Linked DNA regions of Mus musculus: region 2 is linked to region 1. A link is a loop called in an ENCODE intact Hi-C map of the cell type or tissue named here. Cell type or tissue: heart. All regions are shown on one strand. Links, peaks and the distances in the headings refer to the core of each region. The heading gives the core; the rest is flanking DNA.

Evidence for each region. Hi-C counts contacts between places; a loop is a spot of excess contacts. Peaks named below come from ENCODE experiments on the same cell type or tissue, not always from the same donor. Only the 100,000 strongest peaks of a DNase experiment are listed, where the experiment ranks them.
Region 2: a loop joins it to region 1, with 2.3 times the contacts of the local background. A loop is called at or near these places in 2 of 42 quality-filtered maps.

Annotation. Positions count from the first base shown.
Region 1 is chr11:63,131,349-63,146,760 of GRCm38, forward strand. It overlaps Pmp22 (peripheral myelin protein 22), which reads left to right and starts at 109. Exons shown (of 5, transcript NM_008885.3): 1 at 109-306; 2 at 1,777-1,896; 3 at 3,073-3,172. The coding sequence starts at 1,819. In heart, for the core only: a CTCF peak has its summit at 1,750 (motif pointing left); DNase peaks (open chromatin) are centred at 143, 1,683, 4,513, 5,073 and 5 weaker places; H3K4me3 peaks cover 2,654 bases; H3K27ac peaks cover 2,892 bases.
Region 2 is chr11:62,812,712-62,828,440 of GRCm38, forward strand. Trim16 (tripartite motif-containing 16) reads left to right here and starts at 7,542. Exons shown (of 6, transcript NM_053169.2): 1 at 7,542-8,288. The coding sequence starts at 7,794. In heart, for the core only: a CTCF peak has its summit at 7,791 (motif pointing right); DNase peaks (open chromatin) are centred at 7,630, 8,210 and 9,460; H3K4me3 peaks cover 1,963 bases; H3K27ac peaks cover 1,742 bases; H3K27me3 peaks cover 381 bases.

The DNA.
Region 1 (15,412 bases), core at 1-8,000:
GGGGGTGTCTTTAAGTCCAAGTAACTGTCTGGCAGTCGGCGCCCCGCCCGCCCGCCTGCCCCCTCTCCTCAGGGAGGCCCGCCCTCCCGCACACGCTGACCCTGGGACACACCCTTCTGCAGCGACGCAAATAGGGCGTAGTTCCCGTTAAAGGGGAACACCGGGAGCCTCCCACTGCCCCCTTGCTTTGCGCGCGCGCTGACCCGCAGCACAGCTGTCTTTGGGGACGCCAGCAACCCAGTGGACGCACCGGAGTTTGTGCCTGAGGCTAATCTGCTCTGAGATAGCTGTCCCTTTGAACTGAAAGTAAGTTGGTAGGGAAAGTGAAGAAGGTGGTGGTGGTGGGGGGCATAAAGCTGGGCATCATCTGGAAATGCTATGCCTAAAGCGGGGACGGGGCTCTGACCCTCCATAGGGCCGCCTTGTGACAAGAACGTGGAGACCCCTTCCTACATCCTAGCCTACCGGAGGGACACACCTAGGACTGCCTCTGCATCGTCCAGACCAGGGTGGTGGCGGTGTCTGGATAGAGGGTTGCTGGGGCGGCCTTGTGATTCTTTCCAGAGGATGTACTGTTAAAATACACGAGTCTCTGGTCCTTCGGGTTCTAGCCGCAGGCCCTATGGTGTTCTTGGTCTCTGCTACTTGAAGCCATCCAATGAAATTTGAATTTTCTGGAAATCATGGGGAAAATCTTGCTTATATCTTCAGTGCATTCCTGGCTTTTTGTCTTTGATGTGTTCCTTGGGAGGAAAATGGACGTGTCTGGGATAGAATACTTGTCAAAACTAATTTAGAAGTCTCCTTGGTCTAAGGTTCTATCCTTAACTGGTTCACTCAGCTGCAGCCAGATTTTCACGGCTGTACACATTCACTATCAGGTCACCCAAGTTTTAGCTCCCTAAAGTCTGAAGTGGAGGGGGAGGTAGGGTAGGAGATAGTATCTTCGGACCTTGGAAACACGTCTTGCCTGCTCTGACTTGCGAGAATTCTCAGACTCAATCAGCCTCTTTACGCACTGTCTCCTTCCCTCCAGTCAGCAGCAACCAAGGGATAGGGCCCCTGGCGCATCTATTCGGGATGGGGCTTTGGACAGGGGTCCGCAAGTGCGGCGGGCTCAGCCTAGCTCTCCTTGGGGCCGTCCAGGGGGTGCCTGTGGAGCTGGCGGGGCTGAAGGCTCTTCACCCCCCGGGGCGCAGGGAAGGCGCGGAACCCTGCGCGCGGGAAGCTCCGGAGCCGGGCAATCCTCCAGCCCGCCTGCTCTCCCGCTCCCCCAGCCGCCAGCATCTAGGCCGAGCCGGGGGCGGGGCGGCTGCTCTCCGCTGGCAAAAACGGGTGGAAACTTGGAGGCAAGTAACGGAACGCGGGGCGCGCTGGGGTCTGGGAAACCAGCCTCGGGTGGCGGGCGACCCCAGGCCTCTGGCTGTGAGCCTGGCGCCGCCCGCTGAGCCTCCAGTCTCGGGGGGAATCCACCCTGTGACTGGGTCAGGGACGTGGCCTCGGTAGCCTCCCAAGTCCCAAGGGCCCTGAAAGGCGCCCAGGCTGGGCGGAGGCTTGCTGTGGCCTCGGCTCATCGTTCAGGAAACTCCTCTCCTCCGCGCGCCTCCCGGGGTGATCGGGACGTGCGCACCACTTGCTTGTTTTGTTCCAAAGGCAAAAGATGTTCGATTGCGGGCGGGCACTGGGCGGGGATAGGGATGGCGGCGGCCGCCCCCTCCCGGCCAGCTGGGCCCCCGGGCCAGGGCCAGCGGCCTCACACCCGCCTTCCTCTCTCAGCAGGCACCGCTCCTCTGATCCCGAGCCCAACTCCCAGCCACCATGCTCCTACTCTTGTTGGGGATCCTGTTCCTGCACATCGCGGTGCTAGTGTTGCTCTTCGTCTCCACCATCGTCAGCGTGAGTGCGGGGCGAGCGGACAGGGGAGGCTCCCTGCAGGGCGGCAGCTATCTCTGCTCTGGGTTCCCAGCCAGTGCTTCCCCAGGTTGCCAAACTGGAGTGATATTTGCAGACAGCTGGACATACCAGAGGCCCCAGGACTTCTGTTGCTGCACTTCTTTGCCACCCACTTCTTTTCAGTTCTTTGAGAAAGTTAGGCCAGCATCAGGGGTAGACAGTGAGCAAGGGCTGGAAGAACTTAGTTGCTCAGGACTTAAGCCAGTCTTGCAGGGGGACTGTGGTATCTTATCTATCTTACCGGAGTGCCCTCCACTGATAGGAGCTGGGCAAGGAAATAGCTGGTGTGGAGCTGTCAGACACAGTGGATTAATTCATTTAAAATTGGCTTTCTTGAAAAATGAAGATGTATGCTTCCGCCTTTAACGTCTTAATGTGAAGCAGGCTGGAAGTGTGGTTTGGGATTATTGTTATTTATGTTAATTGCTTTATTATTGACAAGATCTTAATTATGACTATGGCTGTGGCTAATCTTGACAGAGCCGTGGGATGCTAAAAATGCATCATGGCATGAACTTGAGTGTGGTAGTACTTGCCTGAAACGTCAGCACTTCCTGAGGTAGAAGGGTCAGAAACTCAAGATCATCCTTGGCTACATAGAGACATGAGGACAGCCTGGGCTACATAAGGCCTTGCTCCCCACCATCAAATATATGTATAAAAGGAAGGCTTAGAGAACTCATGGCTAGGAGTGACACCCAGAGGGTATAAGTGTGGTGAGGGTGCAGTTGTCCTTGGGCAAGTCCTTGTTTGCTACTATGCCATACATTTCTGCGCACGGTACCATTTGTATGAGTCTGGGTGACTGGAACCTCTCTGTTTCCAAAGTGTCTTTCACACACAAAACAGTGTTCCCACCTCCACGTGATGTCTATACCAAGCTGTCACCTCTCATTTTCGGATCACAACTGTCAACTTTACCAGGGAGTGGTGAGGGAGGAAGGGGAGGGCTGGGCATCCAGAGGATGAGGCTGGGGAATGGCTTGCTGATCTCACTGGGCAGGAGGGGGAGGGCCAGGCATCCAGGGGATGAGGCTGGGGAATACCATCCTTTGCCCTGCTCCTTTCTCCCTTCTCTCCTCACTGCTTTACTGACCGGGCATGTCTGGCTGTTTGCAGCAATGGCTCGTGGGCAATGGACACACGACTGATCTCTGGCAGAACTGTACCACATCCGCCTTGGGAGCCGTCCAACACTGCTACTCCTCATCAGTGAGCGGTGAGAGACTAGTTTTGTGCCCTGTGCAGATTGGTCCTAACTGGGTCTTCTTTTGCACCTGAAATGATCAATTCTTGAGGCTCTGGTCTAGAAAGTCCCTACTGGGTTGGGGTGGACTGTGTCACAGAGTCAGATATCCAACATGAGAGGGAGGGGACAGCTGTCTCATGAGGGAGTCTTCTGTCTCACCATGACTCTACCTAAGCCATGCCATCAGCTTGTCCCAGTCACCTTGTGTAGTGTTCTTTGTGGGCAAAGAGATATGGACCCAGGTAAGCAGAGAAGGTGACATGCCAAGACACACTCAAAGCAGATCCCACGGCGACAGGTGATATTGTGGACATTTTTGGCTTGGAAGCTGTCTCTATCAGAAATGTCCTGCATCACCCTGCTGCAGCTGCAGGCGATTGGGCCTTCCTGCATATGGCCTGGCCAGGTTTGGGCCCCCTGGTTACCAGACTGCCTTCCGGGGTCTTGGTCCACAAGGGTACTATTTAGCATCATAAACTGAGCCCGTGGGCCCTTCTGCAAAGCATGTGTTTCTGCTTCGCTCTCGGCATCTTTGGAAACAAACCTGAGGATATATTTGAAGGAACACTAGGACTGCTCAGCAGGGAGCCTGGGCTGTTCAGATGGACGTGTGGAAGTGAGACTGGTGCCAAGACTTGGTCTTGTGTTCCCTGGAGCCCTGGAATTCCGGCTTTGAAAGGCTAGTTAAGGACAGCTTCCAATCTTACTGTAAACTGCTTCCCCCGCCTCCCTCCTTTCTCTTGCTTGAAGATGCCACGCTCCATGAGAGGAACTACCAGTTCATATCCAGCCCCGTAGAGCAGGCAGTGAAGTGACTCAGCTCTGGGCAAGCCTTGGTTGGACTCTTCTTCCTACAGACTCTGCAGGAATATCATAGAAGCGTTGCAAATGAAAGACGTTAGTCTTAGTCCCAGTAGAAACGGGAACTGGTAACATATTTATATTGAGGACAGGTTAAAAAGCTCTTTTAAATTTTCACCGTTCTTGGCCTGGGGACAAGGCAAAAGACCTCAGCCCTTCCGAAATGAGTCTTTATCTGAGTGTGTGTGGCACACTAAATTGAAACCATCCTAGAGGTTGCATGGTTTGTTGGCAGCCAAGTAAATGCACTGTTCATGAGTGCTTGAGAATGTGATGAGGTTGCTCTTGGTCCCCCAAAGCCACAGCATCAGGTTTCAACCGCTTTAGCTCTAGGGTCTGGCAGAAGTTCCTCGCACAGTCACAATATGCCGCTCCTGGCTCCCCACTGCCATCTAGTGGTCAAAGGTGGCAAGGCAGCCTACAAAAGTCTGCTTTCTCTGGGGCTTTGGGCCTGGTGTCCACAGGCGCTGTCCCCAAGTGGCATCTGGCCACGTGGGGTTGGCACAGAATTCAAGAGTCTTAGGACCGGAAGGGAGCAGTTTTGGCAGGCGTATTAAAGCTGCCCGAGTTTCAGCCAAAAGGAGGAGGCAGAGGAACTAAGCTGTGCACAAACTGTCTGCAAGAGAGAGAATGGAAGATACAGCCTGTTAACTGGCCCAAACTCTGTCTCTTCTTGCTCAGTAAATAGCTGTCCCTTGGTGCCAGAAGCATATCTAAAAGAGGCACCAGTGCTGTTTTAAAAAGGAAACTTGCCTCTCAACTTCTCCATGCCTGGCATATCCATTGTCCTAAGCCAGCTCCCACCGACTTTGCTCAGTTTGTTAGCATGATTCCACGTGGGCTTGGTGGCTTTTCTGGGAACCCCAGGTCACAGCTCTGACAATAATGGGCTTCCAAGGCACTCAGGAAAGGCCCCAGAGAAGCTGGGCTTGCTTCCACTCAGGCAGATTCTAAATTAGGAGTTTCCGTTTGAACTTCCCGAGTAGTCATTACCTCTGCTGACGTCTTCCTGGTGTGTCAGCATGTCACGCCTAGGCTCTGAGCCATCAGTCCTCTGGGCCTGCTTTGCCTGTTCTGTGGTATTCAACAATGAGTTGTGTAACAATACAGTTACAAGGTACAGAATGTTCAAAGCATTGGCCTGTTTAAAGCATGGGGCCACCTTCATGAATGAATTGTGTTTAGTTCTTAGAATTAAGCCAGTTGTGTTTGTTCTTAGACTGTTGGAAGCAAGCTTTTGGAAGTAATAGTTATCAATAGTGATTTGTAAAGGATATTCATTGAATGTGTGCCCCCATTTACATCATGGGCTCCCCTACCTCCGATAAAATTTGCTGCAGCTATGGTTAGTCTGGAGTTCCTGGGTTCAAGGAAATCCCTCTGTCTCAGCTTCCTTGAGTAGCTGGGACATCACAGGCACATGCCATTATTTTAGCTCCAGCCCACTGTATCTCTGAAGGGACAGGGACTCTCTACCCTCTCTCCAGAGGTCAGCTTTGTTGTCATTGAAGCCACCTGGCAGTGTGGGTGGGGCCTACCTGATTGCACTCTCAGGCAACCCGCTATGCAATCAAGCCTGAAGTTGTCTCAGGTCTTTTCTCAAAGCCATGTCTTCCTGCTGAGATGTTTTACATGTCTTACCCCTGCCTCTAACCTCTAATCACCTTCTCCCCCTTTTCTAAATGGATTTGCCTGCTTGCTGAGGTTAACAAGCCCCACGGGGCCCACCCAGAGGCTTAGGAGCTCTGGGCCTTCACAGCCAGAGGCCTTACCGCTGCTGAACCTCAGTGAGGAGTCAGGGGATTTGGGTGTGGGGACATGAGTCACTATGGAGGCACACCAGGCCAGGTGCCTGTGGAGAGGGGGCCAGGCTCAGGGACAGTACCAGAGCTCAGGGGGGAGTGGAAGAAAAGTCTCTAGTGGGAGGCGGAACATGATCCATTCTCCAAAGGGTAGGCAGGACTTAAGTAAATAAAGGCAAGAGGGAGATAGGCTCTGTCTGGGTGACCAGTTGGCTGGTTAGTCCTAGGCCTGACTCCACTGGGCAGAACATCTTCAAATCTTAGTGCGGCAAGAGAGTTTATTTCCTCCTCTTTTAACGAAGAGCCCGGCAGCCTGAGAGATGCATGGGTTTCATGACATTTTTGGATAACTAGCTACTTTCTAGCTTATTTCTTGGAGTAGAATGGAGAGAAAAATGGAGTAGAATTCTGTCAATATTTCTCTCTCCCTCTTTTTTCTTTCCTCTCCCCCCCTCCTTCCTTCTCCTCCCCCTTCTCTCCCTTCCTCCCTAGCTTTCCATGATCAGGTAGAGTGAAATCTTGGAGTCCTTTATCCATGTGTGGGCATTTGTTTTCTTCCAGACCAGTTTTCTCTTCCAGACTCCAGAATCCTGTTTGCAGCCACCTGCCAGACAGTTCTGCTGGGCAGCTGATGAGACCTCACCCAAGCCATTATCCCCAGTCACCCTGCACCTTGCTCCTTAACCATCTTCCCTACCGTCTAGTATCTTAGTGAATAGCGCTTCACTGCCTGCCCAGCAGCTGGAGTCTGCCCTTTGTGCACTTGTCCCCCTTCTCAAGGCCCTGGGTCTCAGAGGCATGCTGTCCTCTAATGTCTGCTGTCACAGTCCCTTCAATTGTCAGAGGCACAGAAGCAGATTCTGATTAGATGGCTTTGATCTGTTCTTGTTCTTCTGTGATTGGTTTTCCAAGCTCAATCCAGGATGACGTATTTAAGAATAAAACCTGGTTCCATTACTGGGTTTTGCAAATTTTCTGAGGCCCTATTGGCCTCCGTTTCCAAGTGACAGCCTTGGCATGGCCCTAGGAGATTGGCTGAAAAGGTCTCTTCCTTTTGTCTAGACTTTCAGCATTTCCTTTCCTCCTTGGATGTAAACACTGTACCTCAGGATTCTCCTCTTTTCTCTCCACTTCCTGCCTCTCTCCTTTACTATTCCCCTTCCCATTATCCCACCTAGAGCTGTTTGTTGTACCCACGCTGAGCCACAGTGAAGAGAAGAGAGCGGAAAGGCTCTCGGTGTGTTGGGCAGCAAGCCATGGAGCTCAAGAGATGTGGCATCACTGGTAACCACGAAGGGAACTGAGCACAGGATTGGGATCATGAGAGCTTGCAGTGTGTGCTTGTGCTTGTGTGTGTGTGCTTGTGTGCTTGTGTGTGTGTGTGCTTGTGTGTGTGTGTGTGTGCTTGTGTGTGTGTGTGCTTGTGTGTGTGTATGTGTGTGCTTGTGTGTGTGTGTGTGTGCTTGTGTGTGTGTATGTGTGTGCTTGTGTGTGTGTATGTGTGTGCTTGTGTGTGTGTGTGTGTGTATGTGTGTGCTTGTGTGTGTGTGTATATGTGTGTGCTTGTGTGTGTGTTGTGCTTGTGTGTGTGTGAGAGAGAGAGAGAGAGAGGGTAGAGGGAAGCTGTTTGGAGGTGGAGAATGATCCTGCAGTGAGCTGAGTGAACATCTGGGAAAGGCACGAGGCAGGGAACCACTGAGCACAAGATCTCAGGGAAAAGAGGAACAGAGTGAAATAGCTGAGTAGGACGAGAGTGGGGAGAGTCCACAGATCCTTTCAGACTCCAGCAAGGAGCTGGTGCCTCTGGAGGCCCTTCCAACCTCCCCAATCAGTTGAAACCTGGTCTGCTCTAGGCTGTCGGGAATCTGTTTTCTTAGAGAAGCATTCCTAAGGCAGACTCTGGGGGCATCCTACCAGGAGTTCCAAAAATGTCTGGCTGATAAGATTCTCAATACTTTAAAACAAAACAAAACCCCAAACTTTTCTGCCTTACAGATTTTCCTCCTGGAGACCTTTATTTTCACAATCAGAAGCTAATTATAGAACTATAGGGTTTCATGTTAGAGGGATGAGTTGGAGTCTTATAGCTTTGACTAGATCTTGGCTTTTCAAATAAGTAAAATCTGTGAACTCAGGTTCCGATGGGTGCTCACACTTTGAGGAGCTGGGCAACAACACATCTGCCTTGCTATAAAGTGAACTGCTGCCTTGTGTTTTGAATTTCCATTTTTTAAAAATGCATAGAAGCGACTTCCAGCTCTTGATTTCACCTATGTGGACCTGGCCTGGAGCAGAAGGGTCAAATCCCAGTCTGCTTGGGTGTCTGAGGGTTACAAGGGCACAACCTGGCCTTGGTCTCATCATCATTGACTTCAGAGAACCCAGCTGAGGTCAGGCAAAGCAGAGCTTGCCTTTAGTGAAACTTGACTCAGGTCCCATTCCTACTTAAAAAATTGCTCTGTTATGTTGGAAGATGAGAGCCCTGACAACATAGTGTTGTAGTAATTTCTTATCCCCATAGCCCGTATAAAAACCACACCACACAGTTTTTACATTTATAAGCTATATGCCTATATTGGGCAGATCTACCACTATACTAACTTACCCCCCAGCTATGAGACCCCTTGCTGCTTGTAGCTTCTCCAGGCCATGTGCTTCTGCTCCATATTGGCTTCCACCTCCTCTTTCTCCATCCTCCCCTCTCCTTCTCCTTCCTCTGAGACCTCCCATCCCAGCTTTCCCTTCCACTACCCAATCACAGGCTCTAGCCTTTATTTGACTGGTTAGAATGGGGAGAAGGTTCACATGAGATCACCTGAGTATGTGATCTACCCCCCTCATGGGCAGCCCCTCCTGAGGAAGCAGAATTAACATGAGAATACAAATAGCACCGGGGCAACCCACAACAACAACAACAACAACAATAAAGATGTCCATTCTTGAGACATCTTTGATTTTAGAGAAAAAGTGACTTCTCATCCCAGAACATGAGGGAAATAACGAGGCACACAGACATACTTTACCTCCACATATGAGATGCCCTGCAGGCTCTCTCATGAAATTGGACCTCTCAGCTGCAGAGGACCTCTCTGCCTCAGACGGTGGATAGGGGCCAGACCAGAAGCCAGCAGAACTTCCTTGTCCTTCTTTCCATTCTAAATGATGGTGACGAACGCATAGCAGGCGATAGGTTGTGGGTAGCATTGCTTGGGCTGAAAACCAGAAAGCACGCATCTTGCCAGCATCGGTTCCACTGAACGCTCTTGGTGGTCTCTTCTGTCTCTATATCTGAAGTGATGCTAGACCTTTTAGCTCACTCTTGCATTTGGTGACACGGCCATTTTGGCAAGGTCACCAGAGCATTCCCTTGCTGTGGCTCAGCCTTGGGTCAGACTTCAGGAAACCCAAAGGCCCTCTGTATTTATGGGCTCATGTTTCACAGTTTAAAATCTCTGTGGCTCCGCAGGCCAGCCCGTAATCTCTGTTTCAGCAAAGGCTCTTGATTCTTCAGGGATCCCATGGGTTCACTGGCAGGATAAGTGGGATCTAGGGGATGGGATGGGATGGGATGGGATGGGATAATTTAACTCTTGATTTTCTTATCAGATGTCAGTGTCTGGGAATTACTGTGGAGCACTCACAGTCTTTGCTGTTTAAAAACTTTAGGTATGAGGCTGAAGTGAGGGGATTGCCTGAGCCCAGTAGGATAATACTGCATAGCTAACACAGTGGAACCTTGCTTCACAACGACCAAACTTCAGCCACATCCTTAGGATTTCACAGAGCCAGAAAATATCCTTTGCATTTTATGGCCAGGAGAGATTGGGCCTGGCTTGACCTGAGGGAATGGTGGCCTGAGAGGAAGATGTGTCAGCCCAGGAGCTTGAGAAGACAGTCACTGGCATTCAAGAACCTCCAACTATCCACTGCTTCCCCCATCCGTTTGGAGATACCTTTGCAATAAACCCACTGCGTGTTTAGCCTACTGGTGAGAGGGAACACCCAGCTTCCAAGAAAGCTTTTCATTTCTGAGGAGATACCAGTGAGCTGCAGCTATCTGTTCTTGATCTATGTGGAAGCCGTCCTATACTGCACACAGAAGTTGGTCACACAGTGGTGTAAGAAAGGCTAGGTCTCTGCTTCGGGGAGATCACAGTTTGAGGGGATCATGGGATATAATCAAGAAACAATCCTGAGAGTGGAAAGTGGGGCTCAGAATGAGGTAGAAAGTTGTTCTTGAGGAGGGATGATCAAGTCATAGGAGGCCTCTTTGTTCACAGTGAAGTGTGGGTATTTTGAAAACAAATTTGGGGGCCCAGTGAGGAGCTGCGGTTGATGGTCCAGGGTGTGAATGATGGACAGTGACAGTCCTGATGACAAAGATGACACAAGCAGTTACACCAGGCCAGGCCACCTTCTCAGAGCCCTGCATTCAGCCAACATTGGAACTGTAAGGTATTGGTAGAGGCTTGGCTGTTTCAAGGAGTGGAGGAAAAGGTGAGCTGGTGTTAGCATTTGCTGCTGCATTCCCTGTAGGGCTTGTGAGAAGCAGGGTTGGAAATGACGCCTGGGTTTGTCGGGGCAAGAAACAGGTAGGAAATGGAGTCTTGGACTGAGTTTATGCAACTGGAGGAAAACAGGGCAGCAGAGGTGTCAGCAGGGCTTCTCTTAGACTTAGCAGTCCCTAGGGACTGGTCTCGCTGGGTCCTCACATCTGGATCTCCTGAATCTGTGAGGGAAGGTGTTCAAGGTCCTGGCTCTGAGGTGGAGAAGGGAGGGCAAAGGAAGGGAACATGGTTCTGAGCCGAGCCTTGGACAGAGGTTAGTGGGGATCAGCAAAGGAAGATTGCCTTCCTCTGTACCGTTATTCTAGACTTGAGCTTATTATGTCCCATTGCTCACGCTCAAGAAGTGGAAATCTTTCTAGTGACCTTTGGGCCACCACAGGGTGACAGCAGTCTTTGTTCTGTTTGACATCTTCAAGTAGGGGGGGGGGCTGCAGTTTCCTCTTCTCCATGGCTTTTCTGGAGCTAGTGAGATTGTGCTGGGGACCCCACTGTATGGTCTGGGTGAATGGCAAATGTGACATTCACTTGCCTCTCTGAGTTAAACCTATGGGTTTGGATCAGATGACTGACTGGTTAAAAAAAAACAAAGCTGTTTCTCCATGCCACATCATCTCCCCTCCACCTTTTTTACCTTTTATGGATTCTGAATCCAAAGTTGGCAGGGAAGGCACGGACTGATTTCAAGTATGTGGTTGACTTTTCTGGCACTTCCAGTGCACTGTAGTGGAGAAACAGGTCGGTGAGGCCGCAGGAATCCATGCTCTTTTCACACTCTTGCAAAATGAACAGACTGCCAGGTGCCCTGAGGTCTTACTAGTAGTCTGTGCTAAGGCTGGACACACAGTCAGAACGGGTACATTTATCACATTGGATTGGGCGAAAAACTTTACCCAACTGTGTCAGTCTCAGATTTTTTGAGCTTTTGGCATTTTTGAATTAGTGACATTCAGCCTTCTATCTAAGGTGTCTTTGGAGTCCGTGATTGGGAAGGGTCTTTCTAGCCCTGGGTACTCTGTGCTCACCGCTATCCAGCTATAGCTTTCTCCACTAAAACACCTCCTTAACCACCAAGTGAAAAGGCCTCTGGAGACACAGACCTTCACGGTTTCTGTAAGCCCCAGGGCTATGCCTTGCTTTTCTGTTGATTTGCTTGCTGCAGGGGTCATGGGCAAAGTTCGCCTGAGTCCTGATTCTCATCTCCAACATCCTGCTGGTCTGCTGGGGGAAGGGCCCAAGGCCCTGGGACAGGACCCACACTGGACTCTGAGCAGGCAGGCCGGTGGGCGAAGGGTGAGCAGAGGCCACATTGTTGAGGGTGGAGGCTGCTTGGAAATCTAGCTATTTCTGGAATGACATTCATTCTGAGAAATGAGGGTGAAAAATAGTGATTTTTGTGTGATGGTAGTGGGTTGGATTTGGGGGTGGGGTCCTGCCCTCAGGGTTGTCTGTCATGTGACATTGAAAATAGTGCAGTACTGTGCCTACCGGAGGCGCTGACTCCTGCCTTTGTGATTTGTCCTTCCAATAGCTTTCTCCCATCTCCTGAGTTCCTGTCCTATCTTAATCTACCTTATGTTTCCAACATAACGATGTATTTATACATTGTATTTTTGGTGATTCGGAAGATCTAACTGGTATCATTGAGCATGCTAAACTAGTCACATAATCTACTAGCTGCATTCCAAACATCTAGGCGTCCTCTTTCATGAATCAAAACCATTCACGAATTGCCCAGGAGGAACCAGAGGTTAGGGGTAGAGGCCGGTTCGGTGCTGGCTGATACTGACAGAAGCAGATGAACTGTGTTTCCTGGGCCTTTAACCAACCAGACAGTAGGCCCCGGGCTAAGAATACAGCCGAGGGGGCAGATGCACTCCCTCCTCTGCTCTGCTGGCTCTGGGTAGGAATCTGACCTTGAAGGGAAGCATGGACGATCTGGCTCCACCATCCCCTGTGTGCTCTGGGGGACGGGCCTGTCTACAGCCACAGCCTACAGTGGAAAGTTGTCTGTAGTCCTGGGACCTGGCAGTCTCGTTGGAACAGCTAGCTTGCCTAGAGCAGGAGGGCTTTTTCATCCTGGAACTCAGCACCAAGGTTCTCAGATCAGCTTAGACCTGGCACTGAGAATTCTAGTGATGTTTGCCAGGTATCCACTGAGCATTCAGTACTGAGTGAAATGTGGAAAATGATGTTTTCTTGGCTTCTGTTGTCATAGAAGTTATCGTAGGCTTGTCATGGGGTGGAGGGTGGCGAACATCGCCACACCAGGGCTTGTTCATCATGGAATACTGACCTTTGTAGTTCACTGAATCTGCATAAACAAGTTTCAAACTGGTAGCAGTCTCTCCCCAACCCGCTTCTGTTTCTCTCTATTGTGCTCACTAGCTTCTTATGGTGCTAGTGCAAAAGTGGGCAAACTCTAGCCTTAGGGGCCAAAGGAAAGACACCACTTGATCTAATGAATAAGGGTTTATTGGGTAGGTCAGCCACATCCATTGGTTTGCATGTCGGCTGTGCCTGATTTTGTGTTACAAAGGCAGCCGAGTTGTCACTGCCAAGGTTCGGCAACCTCCGGAGTTCAATAGGCCAGCTGACTGCTGTCGGCTTGCTGTGTAGGCAGATACTTATCTTCTGGTGCTTTATCGTGCTGCTGTGCTGGGCGAGAAATACACAGTGAAATCAAGATCGTCTCAAATGCTTGTTGGAGTTCTGGTTGGTGCACCGATCCTCTCGCTGCTGGGAACTGTGTGGTCACCAGTGCAACACGACTTTATGTGACCTGGATGGAAATGTCCCAAAATGGAGCCTCCAGGCACCATGTAAAAGGTTGTTTCTCTGCCGCTCAGGACCATCTGGATGAGTGGGACTGGCTTTCTTCCCCATCGCTCCTCCCTTCTCTCCCTCCTTCCCTGCTGCCAATGAGATTGAACCCCAGGGTTCTCAGGCATCATCTTTCCCACCCTCCTTTAACAGGGCTTTCCCAGGAGCTTGGATCATTGCAACCCTGCAATCTGGGTTAGGAAGTCAAGCTAAAGAATGGAAGTTCAGGTCTCTAAGAGGCAAGAAGCAAGTTAAGTAAGTGGCCAGCAGAGGCAGGTGGCAAGTCACTTCTGAGTTGCTCCAGCTGAAACACATGCACGTGACACTAGGGAGAGCATGGCTTTGCTCATCGAGGCTTGAGCCTGTTCTCAGATGGAATGAAACACCTGCCCCTCTGCCAGGGGACACCCCTCTCTTCCTAATCTGTTAAGGATTCTGGCTGCGGAGCACTGTTAAGGGAGCTGAGCAACCCCCTTAGGGCACTGCAGGCTTCTCCTTGAGCAGCCAGCTAGCTGAGCCAGTCTTGGGACTGTCATGGAGGATGCTTTCCCCAAGCTTGGACTCTGCTTGTCCTCTGATGTCCACCCAAAGCCTGATGGGTGGCATTTGATGAAAAGGGGGCCTTTCTTCTCTTTGCCCAGGAATCCTGCAGTTTTGGCCCTTACCATTGATGTGCTCATGTCTTCATTGCCTTGTAATTTTTAAATCTGTTTAAATGCTAAAATAATACATGCGAAGTTGCCTGTCATCATGGAGCATGGATTTGTCCCGGGCCTAATGCCAAAATCCTCACAAACTCAAGTTCCTCCCATTCAGTGGGTAGCTAGTAGCGTGTATAACCTTTGCACAGGCCTGTGTAAGTAGTTGCTGTTATACTGTTGGAGGGCTGCAGATAAGGAATGTGTGTGCACTTACATTACAGGCACAGCTTTCACAAATGTCACAAATGCCTGTCTGGTTGCGTCTTTGGATGTGAAGGCTTCAGACAGGTGAAGAGCATACTCTCTTCTTATTAAAATGAAACCAAAAGATGTAGGTCCAGTGAAAGAGCTTTTGAGCAAACTCCCCTCGTGATGACCGGGGTTCCTGGGGTTCCTCTGGGCATCAGGTTAACAGATCAACCTTTGTTACTTTTCTGTAGGATATACTGGAGCGCTTTGGGTATGTTCCATGCTCTTTGCACATTTTGCTCATGATTGTCTTGAGGTCTTATAAAGGTCCCTCTGTCTAATTTACCATTTTTTTTCAAGTGCTGCAAGTTCATTGTGGTCAGATAGCCTAGTTCACTACTGCATAGATACTAGCCTAGATACTTACTGTAGGGAGACTGTAGGGAGATAGGCTAATTCATTACTCCCAATGACACAAGAGACACCACTGTGAACACCCCGGTTAACTTCACTAATCTGTACCCAATTCATTTTTAATTCCTTCCTTCCTTCCTTCCTTCCTTCCTTCCTTCCTTCCTTCCTTCCTTTCTTTCTTTCTTTCTTTCTTTCTTTCTCTCTTTCTTCCTTGTTTTTCTAGCTCTTTGAGTTGACAGTTCAATCCCCCTTATTGCCAGTATTTTTCTAGCAAAGGCACGAAAGGCAGACATTGTCTTCTAAAGACTGCTTTGGTTGCAGCTCATGGGTGTGGCTCGTTTGCTTTCAATGTCGTTCCTTGCTGCCTAAGTATGTTTTTTGGGTATATGTTCAAGTATTTCTTCCAGATACAGATACCAAATTATTGGGTTATTGTGTCTTCACATTGAAAAATTTAAATATATTCTTTCGGCTCTCTAGGTATAAAAGTCTAACGTGTTGCCTTTGTTTGTGCGAGGAGTGTATCATTTTGATCCAGGCGATGTGACTGGCGTTAAGTTCTATTTGTGCCTGGGCTCACATTCCATAGTATGTGCGTGGGAAGTAAGAGGAGAACTTTTGTGAGCTATTTCTCTCCTTCCACTGTAGATTGTTCCAGCGCATTCACCCACTGAGCCATCTCACCAGACCCAATACTATCTTTCAAAAAGGTTGGGTTTTGGGTTTTTTTTTTTTTTTGACTCTTGGATAGATAAAAATTGGTATCACGTTCTCCATGAGTTTCCTATCCGCCCCCTGGTTATCTAGTGGGGCAGAGTGTCTTCTTGTGCTTTCGGGCTTTGCGCTATCCATTTG
Region 2 (15,729 bases), core at 4,695-12,694, 310 kb before region 1:
ATGTTAAATAGACAAAAGTAAGCTACAGGCAATATATACTATCTCAGTTAAGATTCGATCTACCAGTGGGCTGCTACACACACACACACACACACACACACACACACACACACACACACGGATGAGTAAATCCGATTTTGATAGACTTGTAGATTTGGTGTATAAAACAGGGCTCCTAGGTGGGCCAAATGGTGATTACAAATAAGATGGCTGTAGTGTTATCAAGTTGGATTCCCGCTGTTTCCTTTGAGCATCGTGGCAGAGTGTATCCTCCTTAAGTGTATTTGTTATGCTGTTCTCCACCCTAGGAAGCCCATGAGTGTAAGTCCTCTCCTACACAACTAGGGGAATAGAAATACAGAAACCATTCTGGTCACCTGGCTTTCAACAAAGAAGCAAGAATGAAAACTATTTGAGTAAATGTGTGTCCCTGGGGATGTGGAGAATGAAGCTTCTGAGGTTCTGGAGCCATAAGTCATCCTTTGGGGGAACTTTGACAGTGTCAGGTCCAAAGGAAATTCTAAAAACCCGAACTCCAAAAAGTTGTGTAAATATTCAAGTATGAGTTCAAGCTGGACTATAAAAGGATTTTTGACAGTTAGATAAAAGCCAGATTTCCTCAGGAACTTGTGAAGCCAATTCCCCTCTGCCAAAAAGAATCATTTCCCTTACTTCTGGCAAAAGGGACATATGGCTCTCTGATAAACATATACCTGTCCATGCTAGCATCCTTCTCCCCTTCTCCTCCTCTCTAAACTCCCTCCAGCTCATGAGCATCCCTCCCCCAGCTGCTCACTCTTCTTATAACATGCTCATTAGTCTAGCCTCTGCTCTTGTTAACCTTGCTCTTCTCCTGTGTTCTCTCTTTCCTGCTATTCTCCTCTCTCTCATAGTGACTTCTGGCTTGTCCAGTCTGCTGGCCATGTTCAGTGTTCAGTCTACTTCTTTCTCTCTCTGCTCTTGACTCCTGTCAGCACCCTTCCAGCCCTCGAGTACATCTGGTGCCAAAACCCTTGCATACAGGCAGGGCAGAGAATATGTTGTTTATCTTGAAAATGATGTATTGTTTTCTGACCCTGGTCACATGCTAAGCTTTTGGACCTAGAATGAAAAAAGGTGTGTGTGTGTTGTGTATGTGTGTGAGTTGTGTGTTGTGTGTATGTGTGTTGTTGTTGTTGTTGTTTTCCTTTCTTTGTTCAGGGTTCGGAGCCTATAGTCCTTACTTAGTATTACAGACAGAAGTCGGACTTTTTCTGTTTACAGTTGTTGAGAAAGAATATCATGGTAGCCATTCTCTGAGACCTTACGACTCTGAAGGGCTAGGCCTCACCAGTAAAAACAAAACCAGTATCCTGTACCCAGGGCTGCCTGTAGCCCTTGCCCAGTGAGAGACTGACCTGCCCTGGCCATTGGCTGTCTGAGCTTGTGAGGGCTGGCCTCGCCCTGGCTGGTATGAGGCAACCCTCCCCTTCATGAAGGTGAGTGCAGCTTCCTGGAATGCATGGCACCCCAGCAAGCACTAACATTAGAGGAAACCACCGAGACTGAGGGCTAGGTGCTGCCCAAGTTCCAAAGACTGGCAGTCTGAACAACAGGGGCTTGGGATCTCCATTTGTGCCACCTCTGAAAACTATGCCATGTGTCACACAGGAGAAAACATTTGTCACATATTTTAAGTGTTTGGTTTGTTCTTTATGTGTAGATTGTTCTGATGTTTTAGTCATAATCTGTGAAGATAACAAGAGTTTATTTGGGCTCTTACTTTGAGATTTATTATACCATGATTCTTAGAACTGTTGTGGAGGGTGATATGGAGAGCCAACGAAACACGGTTCAAATATTTTAAAGAGGGTACCACTTAAATGCCACGATATTGAGTCTGGAATGTATAAGAGGGGTAGGGACCAAGTTTTCACTCTTTGTTCTAAGGGCGTTACAGACTCTGCCAGGAGGATCCAGAATGAGGCTTCTGTTAATCCTGGCCCTTCAAGCCTGGGGGTGGGGGGACGGTTATAGGGAAGCTGAGAGCATCCCTGACTGCTTAGGGAGTAAATGGTCCAGGTGGTTCCTGAGACTCGTGGGTAGCTGAAAGAGCAGCCAAAACTGACATCAGCCAGTTTTCTCCACCCAGAGCCACCAGTCTCCAGCCTCTGCTCTGTTTGCTGAGTAAGACAGGCAGGGCTTATCTTTCTTCCTGTGCTGTTGGCAGCCTGTCCACTGTACCACAAGAGTGTCCTCCTGTGCTGTGGAGGGAAAGCATGCACCTCCCTGAGGTGGTCCTTCTTTCCCGGGAGCATCCATCACTCTCTCTGGGAGGGATGCTGGAGGCCTAGTGCTGGGGTGATTCCAAGATCTATGTTTGGAAATGAGAGCAATGATCCCTTAAGCCTTCCATATCCTCTTCTTTTCTTCATTTTGTTCCCTGGCCTTTCTAGCAATAGATACCAAAGCAAACCAAGGACCTTTTTGATGTAGGGGAAAAGCTGGGCTTAGAGGCCTTTGGCCAGGGGCAAGTTTCCCCTTCCTCATTCCCAGGAGATCTAGAAAACACAGGGCTGTTTTACAGAAGGGTGACACAATTTCAAGTTCAAGAGTTTTGAGGTTTGGGTGGGGGGTTGCTAGAAAAACTGCAAGTTCAGAGCCATGACTTAATTCTTCCAACAGCCCCAGCTGTCAGTCCTGACCATCTATTCCTTACTACTGTGCACTATTCCTTACCATGCACACGATCCCTTACTATGTACACTATTCCCTACTACTGTGCACTCTTGCCTTGCTTTTGAATAAAGTTTTCTTGACACTTGCAGTCTGTTTGAGCCCTCCCCCCCCCCATTTCTGAGTAAAACACCCCATGCAGATCACCTACCCACCAGCTATGGCTGTGTGTGACCACCTACCTACCAGCTATTGGCTGTGTGTGACCACCTACCTACCAGCTATTGGCTGTGTGTGATCACCTACCTACCAGCTATTGGCTGTGTGTGTTGTGTGAGTCATCACAGTTCTGGGGCAGGAAATTGCTTTGAATTCTGGGAAAGGATGGTAAACCACACCAGGTCCTGACCTTCCTGGTGACAGGTTCTTCTTATGAATTGTGTAAAATTATAGTGGCTTTGATTAGATGAGAGAGACACTTCATTTTACAAAAGGTAGAGAGTTTGGGGTTCAGGTGAAGCCAAGGAGACCTTCCCCTATGAGGCAAAGTGGTCTGTAGATGTGGCTAGAGAATAGGATTATCAGCTCATAAGTCTTGAGGGAAGTATTTATAGTGAATGGGAAATCAGGTGTGAGGAAGGGAATCTGTGACACGGATGAACTCTAACCATATTACACCAAGTGGAAGTAACTAATCACAAAAAGATGAACACCTATACCTGTACCTGTAATAATTGAGTGTGCAGGAATAGAAAGTAGAATGGTAGTTTCAGGCCTGGCGGGAGAAGCAACAGGGAATTACTGGTTATTGAGTGCAGCGAGTCAGTTGTGCAAGATGAAATGCTCCAGGGTTAGATGATGCATATTGTCCAATGCTATTGAAGCATGCACTGAAAATGGTTGAGATGATACGATTTATTGTTTGTGTCTTGTGTTATGTGTACTCTTGCAGCAATGTAAAATGAAAAGAAACCGAGGTGTAACCAAAGTTGGTAAGAAGCACTCAGAGAGAATTTCTGAGAACAGAGAGAGTGTTGGGGTGGAAAGGGAGGCTTAAATCTTCCTTCATTTGGGGAAGGGACTGGGAATCTGGCAGAAGATGGGGCGGGAGGAAGAGAAGGTGGCCCTGGAGGCAGTGCTGTGGCTTTTGTGAGTGTATCCCCTAAAGATTTGTGTGCCAAACACTTTACCTTCTATGTGTGCTACTGGGAGACAGTAGACTCTCAGAGGTCGAGTTCACTGGAACGTGATTTGGTTTTAGAAGGAGCTGCCCTCAGAAGGATTGATGTAGTTCTCTTGGGATCCTGATTAGTTTTTGCAGAAATGGACTAATGGATTGTTATACAGAAAGACTGTTACCATGTGCTTGGCTTTTTCTGTATATGGCTTTGTTATGCGGTAATACAGTTAAAAGGACTTTGGCCAGAAGCCAAACAGATGAGATTGCTTGATCTTTGGCTTTCAGCCTTCGAAATGTGAGATAAACAATGGCCCTTTCTTTATAAAGTATCCAGCCTTGGGTGTTTTATTTTTATAGCAATAAAATTAGACTAATATAAGCAATACTTGTGAGAAGGCGAGGGTGGTGGTGGTGGCGGCATCTGGGTGTTGCTGTGGGGAAAGAGGGCTCCTGTCTTACCTATGATTTGATAATTAGATGTGAAAGGGGATAGGGTCAGCTGAGAACTGGGGATGGAGACAGAGATATTAGGGGACATTTAAGTTGCAGTTACTGTGTAAGGAGGCAAAAGAAACTAACAGACTGACTAAAATGGTTGCGATATCCCGTGTCTTCATGGAAAGGAAGGGGCAGTCATTGCAGGACATAGAAAATTAGAAATTAGGGTATAAGAGAGTCCACGACTTTATTTCTTCAAACTTCTGGTTTTGAGGTATTGAAGGGCATCTAAGGCTTGGACAGTTGCGTTCCAGACCCTGGTAGTGGGGTCAGAGCTTGGGCCTAGCAGATACCTCCCAAAGACCCTGCTTAATGATAAAGAGGATTCAGACATTTTGATGGCTCCTGTGATGGGTCTATAGAGAGACCAGTGTCTTCCACTCTATGTCCGTATCAGATAACACAAGCAAAGCATTGTCCTAACCCCAAGGTTGCTCAGGCACAATCTCTAGGAACCAACTCAGAACTCTGTTTGCTAGCCTTGGCTTAGGTCAGTATCTCAGTTATGAAGTTTAGAGAAAACAGATGCTATAACAGGTGAAGGTAGGACCCAGAATCAGGTTTCCTACAGTGTCATGACTGGGTGTTGTCTGTTAACTCTGGGCATTGGTGGAGGGACGGTCATGCCCATGTACTATGTTAAAGTGTTAGTCATAGAAGGGGGGTGGGGACAGGAAATAATTCCTTAATGAAAGATGAAAGGGTAGGAATAAAACTGTGAGAGAAAGAATGAGAGACAAGTGGGAACCAAATGGAGACAGCAGACTCCCTTCTTTCTCTTCCACCTTTGAGGCTGTAGAATGGGTCAGGCAGGGCAATCACTTCTCTTCCTCATTCTGAGAGAGGTCAGAGACAGAGAGGCATGTTGGAAAACCAGTTCATCTTCTGGTAAGTCTTGGTCATTCGTGGAAATATCTGTTAGTATTGAAGAAGTGTCTAAGAATGAACTGGGGATGGTTGGGCAGGCTTTTTTTTTTCTCTTGTCTGGAGATATAAAAACCATGAAATGAATAAGGTTCTGGGAATTGACTTTTGGAAAGCTTCAGAGGGTGGGACATTTAGGGACAAGGACACTTGGGGAACTTGGCTAAACACTCTAGGAAATCATGCCATGGGTGTTCCATAGTGTCTTTAAATAATGCAGGGCTGCATCTGGGATGAGTTTGCAGCCTTTTGTATACTATGATTCTGAGAAGCCTGTGGATTTCTTGGATTTTTGACAAGTTCTGCCAAGAAATATCCCCGGGTCTGTCTAGTTTACCCCAAGGAAACAGAGATGCATGGTGGTGCCATATTAGACTAATCTCAGTCCTAAAGTCCAGAGGTACGCCACGTCTGGAAGAGCTCTTTCCCCCCAGGAACCACTTGCTTCTCATCCCATCCTCTAGCCATGAGCTTCATCCCCCTCCTCACCCTCCAAATTCACACACTGAGGTCATAACCCCCCATTACCTCAGAGCATGACTGCTTTTGGAGGTAGGTCTTTGAACAGGTCATTAAGAAAAAAAATGAGGTAGGATGGTCCCCTAGTTCAGCCTCACTGATGTCTAAAGGAAGCAATCAGGACACAGACAAGCACAGGGAAGACGGCATGAAGGACGGGAGGGCAAGCCAAGGAGTGCGGTCTCAGAAGAAGGCCACGGCATCTCCACGCGTGGGAGCTCACCCTTGCAGAGGTGTCGGGAAATTAACTCCTGTCATCAAAGTCAGTCAGTCTGTGGCACTTTGTAAGGACAGCCTGAGAAAATGAGGGCACCTCATTTAGGAACAGTTTTATTAGCTGGATGTGGGGCTAGTTTAGCAACTGTCTCTTCGTGGAGATCACAGAGTAAGATACGGGGCCTAGAAAGGCTGGAGAGAGCTGTATGTGGAAGGGGACAGTGCCTTCCCTCTTCTACCCGATGGCCCCTTCCTGTGCCCATTCTCAGCCAGCTCCTGGAATGCCCTAGAAGCGGACACTGGAGGGTCAGGGTTATAAACATCCATCAATTTCTGTGGTTTCAGAACCAGGATGCTTGCACAGGGTGGCAAACACAGAGACCATGCGTTTCGCAAAAGAGAAAAATCATATTTGAAGGCAGCTGAGCTGAGCATGGAAGGGGAGAAGCACAGTTAGATCCACTTCCTGGAGGGTGGGGTCTGGTGAGGATTTATGAGATAGGGAAGGGTGGCTGAGAGGACCATAATCGGTCCTCATGGCTCTTCGTGGGATGCATGTTCAGGACAGGTCAGTGTTAGAATGTTCTGAGGGCAGAAGTTTTGGTCTTCTGATGCCAAAAGGTCACCCACTAGTTACCTGCTCAGGTCCAGATGAGTCAATTTCAACAAAAGGCCATCAAGTTTCGGAGAAGCAAGCCAGACAACTGTTATCATCAAAGCCCACATGTTAGAGGTTTATGGCAGAGAGTGGAAGGCCAGGGCCCTGTCCACTGGGTGGCTTCTCACATGAGTGAGTTTTAAAAGTCAACCAGAAGTGGAGCTAGGAGGACGGTTCAGTGGGTAAAGTGCTTGCTAGGTGTGCATGGCCACCTGCAGCCATGCAATGGTGCTTATCTGTAACCCCAGCACTGGGGCAAGAGTCTAGAATATCCCTCTGACTTGCTGGCCTGCTGCGCTAGGTGACCTAGCGTGTTCCAGGTTCACTGTGAGGTCCTCTCTCATGAAATGAGGTGGAGAGCAATTAAGAAAGACACTAGATGTCAAACTCTGTCACACACACACACACACACACACACACACACACACGACTAAAATAAAACAAAAGTCTGATAAAAGCAAGTTATTAAAAGCAGATAAAGCTAGATTGACTATGTCTGTCTGTCTGTCTGTATGTCAGGTTTTGTGGTGGTGGTGGTAGGACCAAGCTGGTGGCTCATTTAGGATTAGCAGCTGCCCTATTATCAAAGTCCTTACATTTTGGACCCCTTTAAAAATATATGGAGTAGAGAGAAGGGGAGGGGGAGGGGAGAGAGAGGGAGGGATGGAGGAAGGAGAGAGAGAGAGAGAGAGAGATCCACCGCAAAATATGGCTTGTGGGACCGCTCAAAGCCGCAGAGGCTTACAATAGAGCTCAGGAATCTTGCCCTTTTTTCCAGTCCCACAGGCACACGTGGTCTCCGGAAGAGCCTATGGGGTGTGCGTGAATGAGTCCCGTAAGAATAGAAGTTTCAGGGCTGGGCTAGGAATGAGAATGAGAAGCCTGAGCCAAGGAACAGACACAGGAGCCAAGTGGCAAGGCAGTTCTGAGCCTTGTCACTGTGGCTGGCTACTAGCCAATCTGGAGGAGCCTCGTCCTGTCTGAGTAACTGAGCTTCCTCGGGAGGGAGGAAACAGTTAATGTCTCAGGGCAGCTGCAATCTGCTAGGCGTGGCTCTCTGGTTTGACTTGGGCTACTCAGATCCTGAGCCAAGGGACCGCGAGGAAGGACGCCTTAGTCCTTAGTCCGCAGAGCCTCCACCAGATGGCTGAATTGGATCTGATTGCCCCGGGGCCTCTGACCGGGGTCACTGCTCACCCTTTGGCCCCTCTCGGCCCAGACCCTGTGTCAGCTATCCCAGCAGAAAAAGAAGATGCGGACCCTCTCAGCAAGTCAGGTGAGGAAACCCAGGAGCAGGGTCATGACCCCGCAGAGGTCGGGGCTCCTGGTGAAGAGGATCAGATCTTGTGTGACTTCTGTCTTGGGGCCAGCAGAGTAAGGGCAGTGAAATCCTGTCTGACCTGCATGGTGAACTACTGTGAGGAGCACCTGCGGCCACACCAGGAGAACAGCAAACTGCACAGCCACCAGCTAACCGAACCCGCAAAGGACCAGGATCTACGCACCTGCCCTGCCCACCACAGCCCTTTGGTTTCCTTCTGCCACACGCACCAGCAGTGTATCTGCCAGGAATGCGGGGAGGGTGAACACAGAGGCGACAGTACTGTCTCCCTGGATGCAGCCCGCAGGAACAAAGAGGTGAGTAGTGGGGTCTGTCGCCTGGGAGGGACCAGTGGGAGGAGGTGTCCCCAGGGAGAGGTCACACATGCTGCATTTGTGGCTCTGTTGATGCCAGTTTGTTCCGAGTCAACAGAGGAGAACTTTAGCGGTAGTGCCTGGGTGTTGGTTCGCTGTAAGTATCTATAGCCGCTGGCTTTGGAAACAAAAGTGGGTCACTGTCCCCATCTCAGTGTCCCTGTTGCTGTGCGGTCTCTATTGTCTCTGCCAGGCATAGGAATTTCCTGCTGTTTCTAGTTAGAGTTTAGTAATGTGCATTTGGGTGTGTGCTGTAGAAGGTTAGCCTCAGGAGTGTGGTATTTCCCTCTGGCAGGATCTGTGAGGCATATATCAACCCATGAAAACCTTGGCAGAAGTCCAAGGGAAAAGAAGAAACCTCAGACTTCATTTCTCCTTTTCTTCCTTCCTCTCTTTCTTAACTTCTTTCTTTCTTTCTTTCTTTCTTTCTTTCTTTCTTTCTTTCTTTCTTTCTTTCTTTCTTTCTTTCTTCCTTCCTTCCTTCCTTCCTTCCTTCCTTCCTTCCTTCCTTTCTTTTTTTTTGAATCGCAAAACCACAAAAGAAGCTAACACAAAATGCTGCATTCAAGTAAAACAAAACAAAACAAAACAAAAACTGCCAAGATAACAGAATTTGAAACGCACACGGAAGTTAATGCCAAGGGCGACTTAACTTACTGGAGAATAAAGGTTCCTTACGGGATAGGCTGGCAGGAGCACCTGAGAAACACTGTGCTCGAAGTCTGAAATTTTACTTTTATCAGATAAAAAAGTCATTTCTGAAGCACTGCTTGCCTTTATCTGGAAGCCAAGATCCTGGATGAGACATTGGGGGTGGACCCCCGCAGCTTTCCCACTTTGAGTTTCTCCCACTTTGAGTTTCCCCAGTAGGAAGTAAGGTTGACTCCGCCCACACACAGGTCCTGGTTCACGCTCAAGGCAGTTCCCTCTTTGCACTGTTGGTTGGCACACCCAGAGCCTTTCTGTGGCATGTGTTCCTGGGCAGTAAAGGAAAGTGGTATCTGGGCAAGGAACTTTCCTAACCAGGGTATTTCTTTTGTTCCTGTACCAGAGGTAGACTCTCTCTAGTCCTGGATGGGTGTAGTTCTGCAGAGTTCGACACTCCAGATGCTAATGAGTCACCATTTCCGGCCCAGGAAGCCACTTGTCAACTGTTTCCAGTGTTTCTAGTATCAAGGGATGTCCTATACGGAAAGTATGGCAATCAACAAATACATCAAAGGAAAGGGACCCACCCAACTTGAAAATATTTTTTGGTGTGGATTTTCCCATCTGATATTTCAGTAATTATTAGGTGAGGGCTCTGAAGGTCTCTGTTGTACTTGTTCAAAGTTACGCAGTTGATGAGCGAGGCATGGAAGCTTCTGGAACACCATCTTATTAGAGAAAAATGAAGGAAGACCCTCAAATTGCAACATTGTAACTTTAATATTTATTCATTTGTTTTGTATGTGGGTGTGTGTGCATGAGGATGCATGTATGTGAACATGTGTGTTGAGGCAGAGGTTAACCTCAGGCAGGGAGTCTCCTCAGGAGTTGTCAAATTAAAAAAAAAAGCTCACTATTCTCAAAAATATCCTATAGGTATGCAATGAAATATGATTACATGTATTCGCATATAATTATATTTTCTCCCCCAACTCTTCCATATCCCCCCAATATGTCCTCTCTCAGCTCAATGTCTCCTCCTCCTCCTTCTTTTTAAATATAGCTGAATAAGTCTAGTTAATGCCTCTTTGAGCATGGGAGTGGGGCATCCACGGGAGCACGGGAACCCTGCCAGACCATATCCTCAAAGAAGAGTGTTTCTCTCTCCCTTAGGAAGTCTCAACTGCCAGTAGCTCCTTGGTTTGCTTGAGATGGAACAGGCTTTCTCATTTGGACTGAAGCTAACCAAATAGGCTGGTCTGACTGGCCAGAAAGACCCAGGGATCGACCTGTCCCTGCCTCCCCAGCACTGGGCTATCAGCACCTAATACTATGCCTAAATGTTTTGTAATCTGAACATATTTTAGATTTGTTTTATGTGTATATTTTGCCTACATATATGTATGGGCACCACCTGTGTGCCTGGTACCTGTGGAAATCAGAAGGAGGGGGTGTCAGTTCCCATGGAACTGGAATTATGAACTGATGTGAGCTGTCATGTGGCTGTGCTAAGAACCAAACCCAGGTCCTCTGCAAGAGCAGCAAGTGTTCTTAATGGCTGAACCATCTCTCCAGCCCCCAGCTTTAAAAAGATTAATTTATTTTATTTTATGCATATGGATGCTTTGTCTGTATGTATGTTTGTGCACCATTTGCATGCCAGGTACCAGAAGTACAGACCGTTGTGAGCCACCCTGTGGGCGCTGGGAATTAAACCCCAGTCCTCTGGATCATAGCCAGAGCTCTTAGTGGCTGAGCCATCACTTTGGCACCTCCAGTTTTTTAAGATGTGAGTTCTGATTATTGAATTTAGTTCCTCATGCTTGTTCAGCAAGCATTTCACCAACTGAGCTATTGCCCCAGACCTAAACAACAACAAAACCATCACACACACACACACACACACAAAATCTGGTATATATACATTAAAGACATTTGGCCTCAGCACGTTACTATTCTCTTGGATATAGTGTCTGAATTTTACTATTTTCTACTTAGAAAGTCTGTGCAGGAGAACATTAAAGAAAAAAACCTATCAAATAATGTAACAGAGTAGAGAAGAAGTTCTCCACCCTGATTCTAGATCCCACATCCTTTCCCTCTGATCAGAACATCTGTTTGGTTTCTTCAGAAATGCTCTGTGCCAACACAGATGCAATATAAAGTGAAGTATAGGCCACCTCATGTACCATGGAGACTTGGGCGATAGCACTTTGGGTAGGAGGAGCAGTGTGGAGCACAGACAGAGCCCCAGATGTGGAGGAGCAGTGTGGAGCAATATGGAGCTCCAGATGTGGAGGAGCAGTGTGGAGCAGTATGGAGCTCCAGATCAGACATCTTAGGAGAGAGCTGTGCAATACAAAACGATCTGAGAGGCTGTGGGGAGGTACAGCCTGTGTCATGGACCGTTCTGTTTTTTGCTTTGCTTCAGAGAGGTGTCTCCTTTGCATCCTATGTCCTTCTTGTCAGATAGTGGGGCAAGCTTACTCAGTAGGAGCAGCCACACTCTGGGTGGCTCCACCAAATCTTAGAGGACGAAAGATCTCTTGCAAGGAGCCCAAGAGGCCCGCTCAGAAGACAGTATCTTGAAGAGACAAGCACCATTAGGATTGCTCTGAAAGGCATATTAGATATATCTAAGGTTCCAGAAGCCAAGAGTTCCTCCTCTCAGCCAGTCCACACCCCCTGCATTTACTAGCGTTCTGAAGGTCTCTTTGGAGCCAGCCAGGGCTAATAAACTCATGCAGGCATGTTGTGTACAGGAAATGGCAGATCGGTGTCATCTGGGAGGCACAGAGTGACGTTTCTGTCAGCCATGTGAGCCCTTTCTGAAGTGCCCACGGTTACTACCGGTTAGACTGATGGATGAAATCTGGGGGGTTGAGAGCTGGATCCCCCTGATCACTTGTCCCATCTGGATAAACATCCAGGGCCCAGCCGTTCCTACAGGGAGCTCAGCGCTCCTCTCGGCTCTGGCTCGGCTTCCGAGTCTCCTTTTTTATCTTGTCAAAATCTCACCTGCCACCAAAGAACCTTCTGTGGTGTGTGTGTGTGTGTGTGTGTGTGTGTGTGTGTGTGTGAGAGAGAGAGAGAGAGAGAGAGATTTGGGTTCCTGGGACCACTTTTGTTATTTTCTCTGCCCCACAAAGGGTGTGGTTCTCTCTTGTTCCTCAGAGTACATCTGATGGGGTAAATGGGATGGTGGCTGTACCATGTACCCTCAGAGAATTTAGCCTCAGGAAGGGAAGACACATAAACACACGGTGAAACACAACTGCTGTGTGTTTGAAGGAGGGAGCCAGACTGGAAGTGACTCCAGGTCAGTGCTTGGAAGAGAAAGCTAAGTCTTGCCTAAGGCCTCCTTTGAAGACCACTGAGCTACTAGCTTCAAACTTAACATTGACTCCATAGGGTCAAGATGGACCCTAATGGCCTCTTCATGAAGAGAAGGTATCAACCATTCGAGACCTGGAAGGTTTTGAGTTTGTCTGGAGAGCTGTCAACCAGCATCACTCAGTCATTTGCAGGAAGCCAACAGGTGGTATGGGGCCACTCAGGATAATACTTTCTCACAGACACCCAAAGGAGTATCTTTGGGTCAGTATTACATAACTTGTTTTCTCACAAGCACCAGACTATTCCATAGTTTGTTTGCCAAGAGTCAGGAGTCTGTTTGACTTAGTCAATCTCACTGGCATGCGGCAGGCCCTGACCCAGTCACTGAGGAGTGGAGTCGGAGTCCAGGTCTAACTCTGATGATACTAAAAGTGAGGTCTGCCTGGTGGCAGAGTAGACAGTAAATAACTTGGCAAAGACCTACAGCCGGGAACAGGGTCTTCACACCCCAAGTACCATCCTCTCTCAGTGCTGTTCCAACCTGTGCTACCTGTGCAACCCTGTGCTGTCCAGCTCTAAGGCAGGATGCACCAGGGTCTGGGATGAGTGTGTGGCTGCTTCTCTCTTAGGGAACCCCGAGGTCAGTCTACGTCAGCCCATCATTTTCTAGGAACAGGAATAACTGGAGAGACGGGGCTCCAAAGCAGCCCCACCTTGTGTGGTAATTGGGAGTGTTCCCTTTGTGGTGACTCAGAGCTCCTCATTTGGTGCATAGACATTCCTTTCTCCTTTTATGGAAGTCCGAGGACAGAGGGGAGAAGCCCCTTGTTGGGCACCACCAGGTCTCCCTGTAAGGCTTGGTGGGATCACTGCTTTAAAAAGAAAAAGGTCTTCGGGGCACTGCTGCTCAGATAGCCAGGTTGCTGTGTGCCGTCCAATTCCTTCAAACAAGCAGTTCATGTTTGCCTCCTTGTCTAGAATTGGTCACTGCATACAATTCCAAGCTTGCCCTCAAACTGGTCAGGCACCCCTTCTCCCCCACACCCACACCCACAGCTAGGCACTAAGTCTCAAGTATCAAGGATGTGATCTCTAAGGTGCCCTAAGCTCTACTCCAGTGACCAAGAGCTTGAGTAAAGGTTGCTTGCCCGTTTCCCACAATGTCCCCAGTGCTCGCCTACAGCTGTTTCCCCAGTGTGTGTGTGTGTTTGTGTGTGTGTGTGTTTAGTGGGGTGTAGAGGGAGTTGGAAGGGTTGGTGGGAGGTGTGAAACTCCCTGAGGCTTCATGGGGAAACAGCCAGAGACTTAATGACTTTAATTTATGACTTCTGACGTCTACTAGTTTTAAACACAGACAGAAGCTTAAATCTCATGCCCTTGTGGACACAGGAAAGTGGCAGTGACTTTGAAGTTTTCAAAGGCTTAGGTTCTCTATGTTGACAAATTGGTTTTTCTTGGCAGAAGAAGGTGTTCTCTGAGCCCAAGGGACAAGAGTGAAAGGTCAAGGCGGGCAAACCAAGATTCCCAGGGAGACACGTGCTCTGGCTTGGGCAGGGGTGTGTGGAGGGGAGAACCTGTCTCCATGGGGTTCGGCTAGAAAGCAGCTAAGGCAGCAAGCAAGGTGATTATTGGTAACTATTAGGGTGACATTATTGACACTACTCATTTACAGTGTACCAGGCTCTGTAGAGTTCTTATTTCCAGACCTAATTTCGTTTAGTTCACTATCTCATACCCTGAGGAAGCAGGCATTGCATTCCAAGGCCCCAGGTAAAGAAATAGATATTCAGAGGCATTACGTTGTAAAATAATGAGAAATGCATGACTGTTGATTGATTGCTTTTCTTGGTGTTCTGGCCGGATACCTGAGAAAGAGGATCCTAGGGAAGGCAGAGTCTTTGCTTTACAGTTTAGGAAGGGTGCAGTCTGTCCTGGTGGGAAGGCAAGATGAATGGGGCTTGGGGCAGCTGATCATGTTGAGTCTGCAGTCAAGAAACAGAGAGCAAATGCTAGAAAGATGATGGCTCAGTGTTCAGAGCATTTGCTGCTCTTCCAGAGGACCCAGGCTTGATTCCTAGCACCCACACCAAGTATTCAAACACATGGGACTCTGGGAGTCATCTCACATCGAAACCAGAAGGCTTTACCCATCCTTGACCCCCATAGGCACATGGCTGTATCACAATGAAAAATAGAGTCACTCTAACTTCAACCCCCCACCCCCCCCCACCCCCCAGTCTTTAACAGCCCCAGTACTGTTCCAAAGTCCAAAGTCTCTTCGGAGACTAAAGGCAATGTCTTAACTATGAGCCTCTGTACGATCAACACACAGTTTACACAGTTCTGATATACAAGGCACAGGGTAAACATTCGCACTCCAAAAGGGAGGAGTGAGACAGGACAAGGAAAAACTAAACCAGACAAGGCAATTAACATATATTACTATATATTTATTTATATATTTATATTTTTACACACACACACACACACACACACACACACACACACGGTGAATAAGTGCTAGTGACCTCCTGGGACTGAACTCAGCATGAGCCAACCATCATGGCCCAAGATGAATGCTCTACTGGTGGTGTAGGTCATTTATGTCTGTAACTACACCTTCTGCCTGTGCCCTGAGGTGTTAATTCAGGATGGATTCAAAAGTAGTAGACTGATTTGCTTGGCAGAGAAAACCTCAAGACCAACTAACATTCAGGCTGAGTCACAGAGAAAGAGAGAGAAAAAGATATTTTATAATTTTTATATATAGTGTATATTCTCTATATAATATTATCATATGTATTATATAGGAATATGTAATTTATATGATGTGTGTGTGTGTGTGTGTATGTGTGTGTGTGTGTGTATTTGTCACCCCTATTCTGGGCAGTACACATAGCCTTTTTCCTAGGCAGGTTGCACTCCAGGCCTGCAGCTTTCCTTAGAAGATACCTTATGGTTAGGACTTTCACCAAATGTCATCTTACCTCACACAGTGTCCTCTCAGGGCCTCCTTGTAGAACGTCATACTGCCACACATTGCCAGGCCACACTAGCTTTCTGGTGTCCAGCTGCATCTGTCATGCTTGCAAAACCAGGACCATGTGGCTGATGCGGCCAGGCTCTCCTGCCAGCCCAAGATGTAACTCGGCCCCCTTGATTGAGAACTGTAGTAGCCTCTCTGTATGCCTTGCTCACTGAGTCTTCTAAAACACTTCACCAGGGAGTTGTTTTTGAGCAGAGAACCCCTTCTATGACAATCCCAGTGTAGTCTCTCTTGTTTCACATATATTTACATCTTCAAAAATTGGACCTTTTGATGGGAGGTCTTGCTCTTAAGACATGTCCCCTATGTCCCATGCAGAGTGTGAGACTCATCTCTAATAGGGAGAATCCCTTT